2 separate regions of the Homo sapiens genome follow, and region 2 is linked to region 1. Evidence: read pairs that join two places in POLR2A ChIA-PET (ENCODE). Cell type or tissue: PC-9. All regions are shown on one strand. Links, peaks and the distances in the headings refer to the core of each region. The heading gives the core; the rest is flanking DNA. Region 1 has its middle 31 kb from the start of VRTN. Region 2 overlaps LOC105370564 (a long non-coding RNA gene).

Evidence for each region. ChIA-PET counts read pairs that join two places held together with the same protein. Peaks named below come from ENCODE experiments on the same cell type or tissue, not always from the same donor. Only the 100,000 strongest peaks of a DNase experiment are listed, where the experiment ranks them.
Region 2: POLR2A ChIA-PET joins it to region 1 with 20 read pairs; 2 of 35 experiments call an interaction of 5 or more read pairs at or near these places.

The regions. Positions count from the first base shown.
Region 1 is chr14:74,375,275-74,383,606 of GRCh38, reverse strand. It overlaps the pseudogene RPS2P2. Among named protein-coding and RNA genes, the nearest start is that of VRTN, 31 kb to the right of the region's middle. In PC-9, for the core only: no CTCF peak of the experiment used is centred there; DNase peaks (open chromatin) are centred at 1,831 and 3,206; H3K27ac peaks cover 786 bases.
Region 2 is chr14:74,206,198-74,214,529 of GRCh38, reverse strand. It overlaps LOC105370564 (a long non-coding RNA gene), which reads left to right. Exons shown (of 3, transcript XR_944025.3): 3 at 5,579-5,669. Among named protein-coding and RNA genes, the nearest start is that of VSX2, 29 kb to the left of the region's middle. In PC-9, for the core only: a CTCF peak has its summit at 6,371 (motif pointing left); no DNase peak of the experiment used is centred there.

The DNA of each region.
Region 1 (8,332 bases), core at 32-8,031:
TCCAGAAAGTTCTCTTTTGCTCATTTCCTGTCAATCCCTTCCTTATTCCTTTAAGAGGCAATCACTTTTTCTGGTTTTTATCTTCCACCATAGATTAGATTTGCCTATTCTAGATCTTTATAGAAATGGAAGTATGTAGTACAAACTGTTTCATGTTAGGCTTCTTTCGTTCAGCGAAGTGTTTTATTCATGTCACATGTATCAGTAGTTTATTTCTTTTTATTAATGAATAGTGTCCTTTGTATAGATAAAAATAGTGTTTTAGCATTTTCTTACTGATAAACATTTGAGTTGTTTCCAGTTTGGAGTTTTTAGGAATAAAGCTTCCATGGGCTGGATGCAGTGGCTCACACCTGTAATCCCAGCACTTTGGGAGGCCAAGGTGGGTGTATAACTTGAGTTCAGGAGTTGAAACCAGCCCGGCCAACGGATGAAACCCCACCTACTAAAAATACAAAAATTAGCCAGGCGTGGTGGTGCATGCCTGTAATCCCAGCTACTCCAGAGAGTGAGGAAGAAGAATTATTTGAACCCAGAGGGGAAGGTTGCAGTGAGCCAAAATCATGCTGTTGCACGCCAGCCTGGGCGACAAGAACAAAACTTGGTCTTAAAAAAAAAAAAAAAAAGCTTCCATTAACATTCTTATACAATATTTTTTGTGGAAATATATTTTCTTTTCTCTCAGGTAAATACCTAGAGGTGAAAATATTGAGTCAGAGGGTAAGCATATATTTAGTTTTTTTAAGAAACTCCCGGGCCAGGCACGGTGGCTGACACCTGTAATCCCAGCACTTTGGGAGGCCGAGGCAGGTGGATCACGAGGTCAGGAGATGGAGACCATCCTGGCTAACAGGGTGAAAACCCGTCTCTACTAAAAATACAAAAAATTAGCCGGGCATGGTGGCGGGCACCTGTAGTCCCAGCTACTCGGGAGGCTGAGGCAGGAGAATGGCATGAACCCGGGAGGCAGAGCTTGCAGTAAACCGAGATCGTGCTACTGCACTCCAGCCTGGGCACACAGCGAGACTCTGTCTCAAAAAAAAAAAAAGGAAAAAAAAAAAGAAACTCCCAAGCCTTTCCCATCAACAATGTATGACAGTTCCAGTTGCTCCATATCCTCATATTTAGTCTTACCAGTCTTTCTTAAGTTTAGCTGTGGGCCAGGTGTGGTGGCTCATGCTTGTAATCCCAGCACTTCAGGAGGCTGAGGTGGGAGGATTGCCTTGAGCTAAGGAGCTCAAGACTAGCTTGGGCAATATAGTGAGACCTTGTCTCTCTAAAAAATTAGCCCCAGTTACTTGGGGGACTGAGGTGGGAGAATCACTTGAGCCCAAGAGGTTGAGGCTGCAGTGACCCACGATTGTGTCACTGAACTTCAGTCTGGGTGACAGAGCAAGACCCTGTCTCAAAAAAAAAAATTTCAGCCAGCCTATCTCATTGTGGGTTTTTTGTTTGTTTGTTTGTTTGTTTGTTTTTGTAGAGGCGGCGGGGGGGGGTCGGGTCTCCCTATTTTGCCCAGGCTGGTGTCAAACTCCTGGCCTCAAGTGATCCTCCCACCTCAGCCTCCCAAAGTGAGGGGATTACAGATGTGGGCCACCACTCCTGGCCCTCATTGTGATTTTAATTTTCATTTCCCTTGTGTCTTACGATTTTGAGCACAATTTCATGTACTTATTGGCCACATGTATATCTTTTTTTGTGAAGTGTCGGTTCATATTTTTTGTCAATTTTGTTGTAATTGAGTCATTTGTCTTTATTAAGTTGCAGAAATTCTCTTATATCCTGTCTACCAGTTCTTTGTCAGGTATGTTTTACGAATATTTTTTCCCAATTTGTAGCTTGCCTGTTTGTTTTCTTAATGGCATTTCTCAACCCAGGAATCTGGGGTTTGTTTGTTTTTTTTTTTTTTTGGAGACGGAGTCTCGCTCTGTCGCCAGGCTGGAATGCAGTGGCGCGATCTCAGCTCGCTGCAACCTCCGCCTCCCAGGTTCAAGCAATTCTCCTGCCTCAGCCTCCTGAGTAGCTGGGATTACAGGCGCCCGCCACTACACCCAGCTAATTTTTGTATTTTTAGTAGAGACAGGGTTTCACCATGTTGGTCAGGCTGGTCTCGAACCCCTGACCTCGTGATCCACCCGCCTCGGCCTCCCAAAGTGCTGGGATTACAGGTGTGAGCCACCGCGCCCGGCCTGGGTTTTTTTTTTTTTTTTTAAACTTTTTATTGACATATACATAAAGTACCCAAACACAAGTATACAGCTTGGCAAATTCTCACAAACTGAACACACCCATGTACTAGAATTTGGTTTAAGAAACAGCATTTCTGGCAAGGGTAGTGGCACATGCCTATAATCCCAGCTACTTGGGAGGCTAAGACGGGAGGATCACTTGAGCCCCAGAAATTTAGGGCTCCAGTGAGCTCTGACAGAGTGAGCCCTGTCTCTAAAAAAAAATACAGAGCATGGCCGGGCGCGGTGATTCATGCCTGTAATCCCAGCACTTTGGGTGGCTGGGGTGGGAGGATCACGAGGTCGGGAGTTCGAGATCAGCCTGGCCAATGTGGTGAAACCCCGTCTCTACTAAAAACACAAAAGGTATCCAGGCATAGTGGCATGCTCCTGTAATCCCAGCCACTCGAGAGGCTGAGGTAGGAGAATCGCTTGAACCCAGGAGGCGGAGACTGCAGTGAGCCGAGATGTGCCATTGCATTCCAGCCTAGGCGACACAGCAAGACTCTGTCTCAAAAAAAAAAAAAAAACCAGAGCATTTCCAACACACCGTAAGTGCCCCCTCATGCTTCCTTCCAAGTACTATCTCTCCCCAAAGGTGACCATTATCCTGACTTCTAACAGCATAAATTAGTTTTGCTTGTTTTTGTGCTTTACATAAATGGAATAATACCATAACTCCTCTTTCATATCTGGCTTCTTTAGCTCAACATGTTTTTTTAAGATTGATCCACATTGTTGAGTATAGCTGTAGATCATTCATTCTCATTATCACGTAGCATTCCATTATGTAACTACACCACAGCTTATTTATCCATCCTACTGTTGACGGGCATTCAGATTATTTCCTTTGGTTATTATGAAAAGTTTTTATGAATATTCTTAAACACATTCTTGCTAAACATATGTTTACATTCTGTTCGGTATGTACAGTCATGCATTACTTAACAACAGTGATACATTCCAAGAAATTCGATGCTAGGTAATTTTGTCATTGTGCGAACGTGATAGAATGCACTTACGCAAACCTAAGTGGTGCAGCCTACTACACATGCAGGCTATGTGCTACAGCCTATTGCTCCTAGGCTACAAATCTATACCGCACGTTGCTGGACTGAACACTGTAGCCAATTACAATGCAATGATAAGTATTTGTGTATCTAAACATAGAAAAGGTACAGTAAGGCCAGGCACGGCCTGTACTCCTGAGTAGCTGTTGGGATTACACCTGCAATCCCAACACTTTGGGAGGCCAAGGCGGGAGGATTACTTGAGCCCAGGAGTTCAAGACCAGCCTAGGCAACATAGTGAGACCTCATCTCTACAAAAAAAAAAAAAAAAAAATCAAAAAATTAGCTAGGCATGGTGGCGCACACCTGTGGTCCCAGTTACTCTGGAGGCTGAGGTGAGAAGATTGCTTGAGCTTGGGAACTTGAGGCTGCAGTGAGCCTTGATCCCACCACTGCACTCCAGCCTGGTTAACAGAGTGAGATCTTGTCTCAGATAAATTTATTTATTTTAAAAAGGTACAGTAAAACCATGGAGGTACAGTAAAACCATGGTATAAAATATTTTCTTTTTAATTATACACCTGTATAGGGCACTTACTATGAAGGGAGTTTGCAGGACCGGAAGTTGCTCTGGGTGAGTGAGTGAGTGAGTGGTGAGTGACCGTAAAGGCTTAGGGCATGACTGTGCTCTACTCCAGATCATATAAACGCTGTATATTTAGGCTACACTAAATTAATTTTTAAATTTTTTCTTTTTTTTTTACTTTTTCTTTTGAGATAGAGTCTCACTCTGTCACCCAGGCTGGAGTGCAGTGGCACAACCTCACCTCACTGAAACCTCCGTCTCCTGGGTTAAAGTGATTCTCCTGCTTCAGCTTCCCAAGTAGCTGGGATTACAGGCGCCTGCCACCACCCCCGGCTAATTTTTGTAATTTTAGGATAGATGGGGTTTCACCATGCTGACCAGGCTGGTCTCAAACTCCTGAGCTCATGATTCATCTACCTCAGCCTCCCAAAGTGGTGGGATTACAGGTGTGAGCTGCAGCGCCCGGCCACTTTTTTTCTGTTCTCTTTTTTTTTCTTTTTTTTTGAGACAGAGTCCCCCTCTGTCGCCCAGGCTGGAATGCAGTGGCGCGATCTCGGCTCACTGCAAGCTCCGCCTCCCAAGTTCACGCCATTCTCCTGCCTCAGCCTCCCGAGTAGCTGGAACTACAGGCACCCACCACCACACCCGGCTAATTTTTTTGAATTTTTAGTAGAGATGGGGTTTCACCGTGTTAGCCAGGATGGTCTCGATCTCCTGACCTCGTGATCCGCCCACCTCGGCCTCCCAAAGTGCTGGGATTACAGGCATGAGCCACCGCACCCGGCCTTTTTTTCTGTTTAAAATTATTTTGGGGGCTGGGCGCAGTGGCTCACGCCTGTAATCCCAGCACTTTGGGAAGCCAAGGTGGGTTGATCACTTGAAGCCAGGAGTTCGAGACCAACCTGAACGATACAGTGAAACCCCATCTCTACTAAAAATACAAAAATTAGCCGGGCGTGGTGATGGGTGCCTGTAATCCCAGCTACTTGGGAGGCTGAGGCAGGAGAATCGCTTGAACCCGGGAGGCAGAGGTTGCAGTAAGCTGAGATCATGCCACTGCACTCCAGCCGGGGCAACAGAGAAAGACTCCAACTCAAAAATAAATAAATAAATAAACATTTTATATTTTAAACTTTTTTTGTTAAAAACAGACACAAACCTTCTTATCCGAGAAAACAAATGGCGGATGATGCCGGTGCAGCGCGGGGGCCCGGAGGCCCTGGGGGCACTGGGATGGGGAACAATGGTGGCTTCCGCGGAGGCTTCGGCAGTGGCATCGGGGGCCGGAGTCGCGGCCGTGGACGCGGCCGGGGCCAAGGCTGCGGAGCTCGCGGAGGCAAGGCCGAGGATAAGGAGTGGATGCCGTCACCAAGCTGGGCCGCTTGCTCAAGGCCATGAAGATCAAGTCCCTGAAGGAGATCTATATCTTCTCCCTGCCCATTAAGGAATCTGAGATCATTGACCTTTCCCTGGGGGCCTCTCTCAAGGACGAGGTTTTGAAGATTATGCCGGTCCAGAAGCAGACCCGTGCCGGCCAGCGCACCAGGTTCAAGGCGTTTGTTGCCATCGGGGACTACAATGGCCACGTCGGTCTGGGTATTAAGTGCTCCAAGGAGGTGGCCACTGCCATCTGCGGGGCCATCATCCTGGCCAAGCTCTCCATTGTCCCCATAAGCAGAGGCTGCTGGGAGAACAAGACTGGCAAGCCCCACACCGTCCCTTGCAAGATGACAGACCGCTGCGGCTCTGTGCCGGTGCACCTCATCCCTGCACCCAGGGGCACTGGCATTGTCTCAGCGCCTGTGCCCAAGAAGCTGCTCATGATGGCTGGTATCAATGACTGCTACACCTCAGCCCAGGGCTGCACTGCCACCCTGGGCAACTTCGCCAAGGCCACCTTTGATGCCATCTCTAAAACCTACAGCTACCTGACCCCCGACCTCTGGAAGGAGACTGTATTCACTAAGTCTCTCTATCAGGAATTCACTGACCACCTCGTCAAGACCCACACTAGAGTCTCGGTGCAGTGGACCCAGGCTCCAGCTGTGGCTACAACATAGGGTTTTTATACAAGAAAAATGAAGTGATTAAGCCTGAAAAAAAAAAAAGACACAAACATACACATTAGCCTAGGCCTACACAGGGTCCAGATCATCAATATCAGTGTCTCCCACCTTCCACCGTCACATCTCATCCCACCAGAAGGTCTCTAAGGGCAGTAACACATATGGGGCCGTCATCTCCTACAATATCAATGCGTTATTCTGGAATACTTCCTAAAGGACCTGCGAGAAGGTATCACTCTGAAAAAATACATGGTGGTTTGCTTGGTTTGTTTCTTTTTCCTTTTCCTTTGTTTTATTTTTGGACACAGATTCTCACTCTGTCACCCAGGCTGGAGTGGAGTGCAGTGGCACAATCACAGCTCACTGCAGCCTCAACCTTCTGGGCTCAAGTGATCCTCCCATCTCATCCTCCCAAGTAGCTGAAGCTACAGGCATGTGCCACCATGCTCAGCTAATCTTTTTACTTTGTTGTAGAGATGGGGTTTCACTATGTTGTCCAGGCTCTTGAACTCCTGGGCTCAAGCAATCCTCCTGCCTTGGCCTCCCAAAGTGCTGGGATCACAAGTGTGAGCCATTGCACCTGGACCTGTTTCTTTTTTCATCGTAGATTTTCTTGTCAGCAAATACTGCACCATAAACATTCCTCTCTATTAAGGAAAACCTTTCATTGTCGGGGGGTCCATGTTTCCAAACTTTTTTTTTTTTTTTTTTTTTTTGAGACGGAGTCTCGCTCTCTCGCCCAGGCTGGAGTGCAGTGGCATGATCTCGGCTCACTGCAAGCTCCACCTCCTGAGTTCACGCCATTCTCCTGCCTCAGCCTCCCAAGTAGCTGGGACTACAGGCGCCCACCACCACACCTGGCTAATTTTTTGTATTTTTAGTAGAGACGGGGTTTCACCGTGTCAGCCAGGATGGTCTCGATCTCCTGACCTCGTGATCCATCCACCTCATCCTCTCAAAGTGCTGGGATTACAGGCATGAGCCACCGCTCCCGGCCCATCTTTCCAAGCTTTTAAAGGATCTGGTTGAGGTCTGTAAAAGCTTTTGCTAAGCCCTTCACTGTGAATTTTCTTGGAAGTTCTTTTTCTTCTGCAGTTTCCTTTTCTCTTGTCTGTTCTTCAGCTATGTGTTCCTGTTCCAGTTCCAACAACCCCTCATTCATCGGTTCCTTAGGAACCACCTCTAGGACCTCCTCAATGGCATCCTCATCCACACCAAGGTTAAAGTTATTTGCCATCTCCAACCACAGCTATGTTGATTTTTTGCAACCTTCTTATCCTTGGCAAATCCTTTGAAGTCATGAACAAACCTATTCAGTTTCTTCTTCCAGATGCCATGCAGACATGCCTTGATGACATTGCCCCAGTCCCAAGAAAGGTCCTTGATGCAGTCGTAAACGTTGTAATCCTTCTAGAATTACATCAGTGTCTCCTTAGTGTCTCTCTCAGTTGCAGTAATAGCCTGGGTAAAGGTCTTCCTTGGGTAGCAGATATGGTTTGGCTGTGTCTCCACCCAAATCTCATCTTGAATTGTAGCTCCCATAATTCTCACGTGTTGTGGGAGGAATCCGGTGGGAGATAATTGAATCATGGGGTGGTTTCCCCCATACCGTTCTCATGGTAGTGAATAAATCTCACAAGATCTGATGGGGCTGGGCACGGTGGCTCATGCCTGTAATCCCAGCACTTTGGGAGGCCAAAGCAGCCAGATCACTTGAGGTGAGGAATTTGAGACCAGCCTGGCCAATATGGTGAAACCCCACCTCTACTAAAAATACAAAACTTAACCGGGTGTGGTGGTGCGCACCTGTAATCTCAGCTACTGGGGAGGCTGAGGCAGGAGAATTGCTTGAACCCAGGAGGTGGGGGTTGCAGTGAGCTGAGATCACACCACTGCACTCCAGCCTGGGCAACAGAGCGAGACGCGGACTCAAAAAAAAAAAAAAAAAGATCTGATGGTTTTATAGGGGAAAAGCCCTTTCTCTTGGTTCTCATTCTGTCTTGTCTCCCGCCAGGTAAAATGTGACTTTCATCTTCCACCATGATTGTGAGAACTCCCCAGCCACGTGGAACTGTGAGTCCATTAAACCTCTTTTTCTTTATAAACTACCCAGCCTGGGGTATGTCATTATCAGCAGCGTGAAAACGGACTAATACAGTAGTAGCTCTTAAAAGCTGCTACAGCTCCTTGATCCATTGGTTGGATCAAAGAGGTGGTATTTGAAAGCAGAAACACCACTCTGATACCGGGATGAAGATCACCAGTAAAAGGCAGACGTTTGGGAACATTATCAACAATAAGCAAAATCTTGGAAAGTATGTTCTTCCCCAAACAATACTTCTCCACTGTGCTGGCATAGCAATTCAGGAGTGCACCTTGGAAGCGGAGGTTCCATGACTTTTCATTGCTCCTGAAGTACACTGGCAGCATGTGCTTGGTTTT
Region 2 (8,332 bases), core at 27-8,026, 170 kb after region 1:
CTTCCAGTCCACTCAGCTTCCCAGGAGGTCCCCAAGTACCCCAGTGTCTGGGGACAGTGGTGGGCAGAGGGCCCCAGGGCCTCTCAGCTGGGCCCATGGCTGAGCGCTGTGGGGAGGCGGGCGCAGTGCACAGAGCTGATCCTAACCAAGTTTGCCAGCCCAGCTTTTCTCATGGCTCTCACACAATGGTCTGCTTTGTGCCCACCTGCCGATAATGCTTAATTAGGCGAGGAGGTGATTAATTTGAGGTAATTGACAGCTAATTAGAGGCCCACAGGCTCATTAACTTGACATCTTGTCTTCGTGAATTGGCTGAGTAGGGTCAGGTGATGCAAGCCGCTGCTTCTCCCTCCCCAGCTCTCCCGGCCCCTGTAGGCTGAGGCGATCACCTAGGGGAGGGCTGGGCCGACCCAGGAGTTCAGGTGGGGCAGTCCCAAGGCCAAGAGTAGAGGAAGCCAAGGCAGTGAGGGAGGAAGGGTCCGGATGGAGGTGTCTGCCCTGACCTTAAGAGGGAGAGAGTGGGCAGGGAGTGAGGGCTTGTGGGTACTTCAGCAAAGACACGTAAGAGAAGTGGGGTATTAACAGGGCCGGAGGGCGGGAGGGAGAGCTGGTGTCCATGAAGGGAGGAGGGATGAGGGGAAGCAGGTGAGTGGGGCAGCCTGTTGGAACTAAGCATAGGCTGTGAGGTGACACAGACCTGGGGCTGGATCCTAGCTCTGCTACTAACCAGCTAGGTGACTGTGAACCAGTGATTTAATCGCTAAACCTCAGGCTTCTCCGCTGTAGAATGGGAATAATAATGGTACCTGCCTCAGGAGGTTGTCATGAAGAGTCCATGAAGCACCGAAGTAAAGGACAAATCTGTGAATTGAATGAGCAGGGTCAGGCTGAGCAGGATTTGTACCCGGGGGCCTGATGAGTGCTCAATCAAATGTTAACTAGTCCATTAAAATTTTTTAAAATAAAAAGTTAACTATTCTTGGTGGCAGGAAGGAGTGACAAGAAGAGAGAGTGATTGGGTGGAATGGGCCCCAGTGCTGTGGGGAGGCAATGGCAACCCCCTCCCAAGATAAGCCACCGTTACCCTGCAGGACACCTGCAGGCCTGATCACAGTGGCCTGGTGGAAGGTGTGGGGAAAAGACCTTCTTGTTGTTGCCATCTCTTTTGGGCACGGGGCATGCAATTCAGCAATATATATTAAAGTTTAAAATGCATGTGGTCTTTGACCCAGCAATTCCCCTGCTAGTGATATATCCACAGATACCTAAACACAAGGGTATCTGCTCATCACCACATAGTTCGTAGTAGCAGAAGACAGGAAATGACCTGAATGTCCATCACAGGGCCTGGCTAGGTAACTGAAGGCACATCCATATAGTGGAATAGTATGTAGCTGTTACATCTCTAGGTACCAATATGAACAAGATCCAAGATAAAAAAAAAAGCAAGCTGCAGAACAGGTGTAGTTTCCACAAGCTGTTAACTAGTGGTCTGAGGGTTATGGGATGGCAAGAAGATGTATTTTTTCATAATCTGTTCATTTTAAATATAGTTTGTATTTACTACCTTTTCAAAAAGTATTTAAAAAGTCATACTTTTTTTTCCCAAATGAAATCTAACTTGAAATCTGAATTTATAGGCAAAGTGCCTCTGGTTGAACTGGGGGTGGGGGCCCAGTCCTACCCACCTATTTCCTTCCTCCCCTCCGCTACAGGCTCCAAGAGGATCACCTGGAATCCATCATTGTCCACTGGAACTTTCTATGATGATGGAAATGCATGCAGTTCTGCACTGTCGAATACAGTGGTAGTCAGTAGCCATAAGTGGCTACTGAGCACTCAAAATGTGCCTAGCGCAACTAAGAAACTGAATTTATTTTATTTTATTTTATTTTAAAAATAAAGGCTAGTCTCAAACTCCCAACCGCAGGTAATCTGCCCGCCTCAGTCTCCCAAAGTGCTGGGATCACAGGTGTGAGCCACTGCGCCCGGCCTGAAGATCCTTTCTAACAGAATCAGAATTGCACTGATCGGAAGCATGTCAGAGATGCTGGTAGCTCTCTTGGAATCCCAGTTATTTTAGGAAGGAGTGCCTGAATGATCCATGAGTGAAAAAGCCTATCTTTGGCTTTAAGATCAGTGGCCAGTTCCATCTGGGAAGAATTTAAGTGATGAGTTAGGTCACTGGAGGCATCCATTTGGCAACTGTACAATGAACATCTATGATAGGTCAGGCTCTGGAGAAACAGAAACACACATCTGGTCCTCGCTCTTGAGGAGCCCCCAGTCTGGGGACTGATTTCTCAGTAAAGGGTGGGTAGACAAAGGTGCTCCCTCGAAGGAGAGCCCAAGGGTGCAGCATCTGGGCTTGGAGTTTGACTGACAGCCCTCCCCCACATTGAGGTCACGGTGAGTGAGGGCACAGGACAGGGCCCTCCAGCCCTTATGCTCAGTCACTGGTGGAGCATGAGTGGCAGCTGCCAAAGGGACATGTTGACCATCTTCTGTCCTTCTTTCTGACTTCATAGCTTTGAACCCAGGGTGAGTCTGGGATCCTCTAGATTCCCCTATGCTATTGCCCCAAATAGCTTCCATGGGGTGGTTTGAAACATAAAAACCATCAGCTTTCATCAACACTTCCCTCTAGAGGCTCAGAGAACCTTAATTTCTTTTAAGGCACAGCTTACCTAAAGTGTGCAGCCACTAACTGCACAGCTCGATGAATGTTTACACACATACCCTCCTGTGTTAACCAGCACTCAGATCAAGACAGAGAATATTTCCAAAACCCCAGAAGGCTCCCCGGGCCCCTTTTCAGTTAATACCTCCAAGGTTACTACTATTTAGACTTCTATCACATAGATTAGTTCTGCCTGTTCTAGAATTTCATACAGATGGAGTCATACGGTATGTGCCCTTCATTCGTGTTTGGGAGATTCATCCATATTACTGTGTGAAGCGGCATGGTAGTTTGTTCATTCTTTATTGCCAGTTGGCATTCCACATAGAATATACAATCTATCCATTCTCCTGCTGATGGCCTTTGTTCCCCAGTTTTTTACTTGAATGAATAAAGTTGCTATTGTTTTCACACGTGTCTTTTGGTGTCAACTCATTTTTGTTGGGTATAAGTGGAATAGGCAAAGGTATATTCTTTGAATTCTTTTTTTTTTTTTTTTTTTTGAGACAGTCTCACTCTGTTGCCCAGGCTGGAGTGCAGTAGCACAATCATGACTTTCTGCAGCCTCAAACTCCTGGGTTCAAGTGGTTCTCCTGCCTCTGCCTCCCAAGTAGCTGGGACTACAGGTGTGCACCACCATGCCTGACTAATTTAATTTTGGAGAGATGAGGTTTCACTATATTGCCCAGGCTGGTCTTGAACTCCTGGCCCCAAGTGATCCTCCTGCCTCAACTTCCCAAGGTAATGGGATTACAGGTGTGAGCATCATGCTTGCCACCCCCTGTCTTTTTTTTTGACAGCGTCTCACTCTGTGGCCCAGGCTGGAGTGCAATGCTGCCACCATAGCTCACTGCAGCCTTGAACTCCTGGGCTCAAGCCATCCTTCCGGCACTGCCTCCTGAGCAGCAGGGACTACAGGGATGTACCACTGCGCTGGCTAATTTTATTTAATTAAAAACATTTTTTTTGTAGAGATGGGGTCTCACTATGTTGCCCAAGCTAGTCTCTAGCTCCTGGACTCAAGTAATCCTCCTGCCTCAGCCTCCCAACATGCCGGGATTACTGGTGTGAACCAACGCATCTGGGACACTTGATCCTTTCGACAACCTGGTGAAGTAGTTATTTTCCCCCTTTAACGGAAAAGGAAACTAAGTTCAATAAGGGTAACAATCCTATCCAAGGCCACACCCCAAAGCTATTAAGTAGCAGAAACCACATTAAAACTAGAGTGATCAACGGTCACATGGTCAAGACTGTTATTCCTCCCAGGAAACCCCTGAGTTCCAAGCAAATCAGACGGCTAGTCACCCCAATTCAAACCCGACTGGACTCAAAAATGGAGCTTTTTTTTTGTTTTTTGTTTTTGTTTTTGAGATGGAGTCTCGCTCTGTCACCCAGGCTGGAGTGCAGTGGTGCGATCTCAGCTCATTACAAGCTCCGTCTCCCGGGTTCACGTCATTCTCCTGCCTCAGCCTCCCGAGTAGCTGGGACTACAGGTGCCTGCCACCACGCCCGGCTAATTTTTTGTATTTTTAGTAGAGACGGGGTTTCACTGTGTTAGCCAGGATGGTCTCGATCTCCTGACCTTGTGATCCACCCACCTCAGCCTCCCAAAGTGCTGGGATTACAGGCATGAGCCACCGTGCCCGGCCCCAAAAGTGAGCTCTTAATCATCAGGCTGGGATTTCCTCTGGCCTAAAATTTCACCAGACAGCACATGGTGTTAACATAGACTCAAGGCAGAATATTTTGTCTTCAAAACACTCTTGTGATATAAGGATTTTACTTGTTTTTGTTTTATTTTGAAGAAAGTGATTTCATTTAAAGTAGATCTGAGTTAGGTAAGAATAAAATTATTTATATGAAAAGAATTTTCTAACACATTAATCCATCAAACAAGGATTTATTCAGCACCCATGAGCTGAAAAGAAGTTTAAGGCAGTCCTTGACTTCAAGAAATTAATCATTTACTTAGGGAGCTAAGAGTAAAGCTTAAGGAATAAAATTAGAGGATAATAAACAGTAATAATAATCACCCCATATGTGAGTACTTACTGTGCCCAAGGGGCTTTACCGAGTCTAATTTAATCTTTACAACACAGCTGTGAGATATGTTCTGCTGTTATGCTCATTTCAGACGAGGAAACCAAGACTTGGTGAAGTGAAGTGATTTGGTCAAGGAAAAAAATCATTGAGCTGTTCACTTAAGATTTGTAGATTTAATATAAATGAGTTACGCTCTGATAAATCTTTATTGAATGGGAAACCCTTGAAAATACGGACATTTTTTGCTTTCTCTGCTCTTGAATTTCCTATTCCCCAATAATTTAGTGCAAAATGTTAAAGATGTATTTTGGCTTGTTTCATTTTAGGAAAATAGCAGGTCGGGTCAAAATGGCGCTTTTAGCCTTAATGGCTTGGGTGCAAATAGGCATAGCTTGTGACTGTGAAATCAGAGGTCCTGGGTTGCAGAGGGGTCCTGGAGCTGACACAGGCCAATGGGCCAGTACAACCTGCTTGGTTCCCCAGCTGCATGAACTGTTGGCCCCATGGTCAGTCCTGACCAGAAATGCACAAGGGTATTTGTCCCCTGGGTCCTCAAGGTCAGCTCCTCTGTCTCCCTCCAACACACCCCAAACCTTATCATATCCCTCAACCTCCTGACCCTGCCACCCATCTCTGCTTTTCAGGTTTGCAGGCCCCCACCCAGAGGCACCTTCATCATTCCTCCCTGACGTGTCGACTTTCATTTTCCTAGGACGAGTCTCATTTGACAGTCTCCTGCCCATATTTCTAAGCTCTCTGGGTCTCGTTGTGCTATTTCTCTGTCCTCTCTGGGGTTTGTAACACCAATCATCTGCAGGTTTCATTAGCATGCTGTTTACCCCTGTCTTTCAGATCATTAATGAAGATGTGAAGTGAGACACCAATCCTCACAGCCCCCACCACGTGCTCCCTCCCATGCCTGGCGCTGCTGGAGTCATTATCCTTCCTGGTGTGACAGGGTCAGAACCAAACCAATTTGCATCAGTCTTTGGTGATGTTGTGAAGCGTCGCCTGCCCTGCAATCCTGCTGCTGTAACAACTGCTTCAGCTGTCTGTTCTGGAGTGCTCTTCGCTCCTTTGGAAGACTGATCAGATCTGGCCACCCCAGTTCTGGCTGAAAGCCCTAGAGCGACCGCAATGGTAGGGCAGGATTCAGGGCTACACATGGCTGACATTGTTCCTTCTTCGTTTTGCTCTTCTGAGCTGGACAGAAAGCAGTCCCTCTTTGGAAAACAGGATGGACAAGTGCATACATTAGTGGAGGACGCAGCAGATGTGGCAGGCATAGAATTTTACTCATTGCTCCATCTATTTCTATCAAGGAAAATGGGGAGTGCTCCCAATTTCCGCCCATTTTCTAGCCCAGGCCTAGTCAGATGTGTGGGCTTGTATATTCTGGGAACCTGGGGCTGATGTGGTCAAGTCACTTCTTGGGGACAAGGTCAATTCTTCTCCATTTTCTCATGTCATTTGGTCCTGAGGGTTTTATATCTTCTTTAGCAATTCCATGACTATGCTTCTCATCCTGCAGGGAAACTGACTTTATATACACACTTGTCTCCCAATAAAAGTGAGAACCACCTCCTACATATCCCTTGTGTCTTCCAGACTCCAACTCAGATGAAATGCACTTCCTTCTCTTTCCTGATTGTGCAGCGCCTCCAACTGGTTGTTTGTGATGAAAACATGAGTATAATTACAGACTCTTCTCTGACCCATTTCTACTCCTGACCCCCAACTCATCTTTTCTTCCTTCTCTCCAATTGGGAAGGGGAAGGGAAGCAAGGAGAAAGTAGCGAAGGAAACTCTCGCAAACACATCTGAAGTAAGATGCTGCATGTCCAAGAGCTGGGGGAAACTTAACGCTACGACTCTACAGCAAAGTTAGGTGAGACATATTTTCTCAGGGTAGGTAAGGAAAGACTGAGGAAAAAGATAGCTATTTGGCAACACTGAACACCTACTGACTGAATGATTTTTTTCTGCTCCTGGGCAAAGGCTCTGAGGAGTGTGGGGAGAGATGGGACTGTCATGAATAGGGAACAAGTTTTTTTTTTCCACATTACATGCAATGAGGTAGAGATCCTAGGGTATAGCTGGATGCTTATTAGGTGCTCAGTAAACACTTATTGGTGTACAGATTGATATACATTTGCATACTAAAGAACAAATTTCATTACCATATACAAAGGTTATCGATGAACTATGTATGTATGCACATGTGTGCAGGATAACAGGCTGAGCTGAGAAGCAGGGCTTTTAAAATCTGTATATCCGGCCCCAGAGGCTTTTTTCTCCCTGTATTATAAAATCAATACCTGTTTCCGTAGAGAGTTTGGAAAATGTAGAAGAAAACAACAATACCCCATATTCCTCCAACCAGGCAGCAAGCACTATTACCACCTTCGCCTATTGCCTTCCATTCACCACCCCACTGTAATTGTTATATCTGGCCATTTCACTTATCCTTATGACAAAACCATTTCTTCCATGATATCATAACCTCTTTGCAAACACACCAAATGGCTGCATGGCAGTTCGCTACGGGAATGTACCATGATTTACTCAACAGCTGCACATCTGAACAGCCTTTGGGCCACTTGAAGGCAGAGGCAGCAGCAGCAGAGGTGGATGGCGGGAAGTAGGAGGCCAAGGTGAAGCAGCTCGCAGGACCTTGCTTCCCCATGAGCCCCCCGACCACCATTCCTCAGAGATCATTTCTGGTTCCAATCCTCACATATCCTTCATGGGTCCTGCCACAGCCAGCACTTCTCATTTCTACTCAGCCTCAAGTCACTGACTTTCCCAACTTGACTCTTCTCAGCTGCTCCTTTGTGTGAAGTCACTGGCTCAGGCCAGCTTGGCTCCTGGGGCTTGGCTGCGTCCAGAAAGGCCCTGGGATGTGACCTTCAGCCTCGCTTGACCCTGAGGCCTCAGGCTGCAGTCAGGCGAGGGTCTCTCCATGGGCTCCCAGAGAAGGCAAAGCCCAGAGGAGGCTGCTGCGGGAGCAGAAGCCTGAGTGGACCCTGCTTAGTCCTGGAAAGGGACCTGACAGGTTTGCGAGAACCTGACAAATCTCACACCATAGAAAACTATCTGGCCCAGGCACAGTGGCTCATCCCAATACTTTGGGAGGCGGAGGTGGGCGGATCACTTGAGCCCAGGAGTTCGAGACCAGCCTGGGCAACATGGCGAAACCCCATCTCTGCAAAAAATACAAAAATTAGCCAGATGTGGTGGCACGTGCTTGTGGTCCCAACTACTTTGGAGGCTGAGGCAGGAGGACTGCTTGAGCCCAGAAGGCAGAGGTTGCAGCGAGCTGAGATCGTGCCACTGCACTCTAGCCTTGGTGACAGAGGGAGACCCTGTCTCACCAAAAAAAGGAAGGAAGGAAGGGAGGGAGGGAGGGAGGCAGGGAGGGGGGAGGGGGAGGAGTGGGGGAAGGAGGGAAGGGAAGGGAAGGGAAAGGAAAAAGAAAACTATCTGGAGGAATGTGGAGGACTGGTGGGTTAGGGGTAGGAGGTTATGACTGAATCAAACAGGGAAGTGTGTTCCTGTGCAGTGATTGGAAAAGCATGGATGCTCAGAAAATACTAGGACTACAAA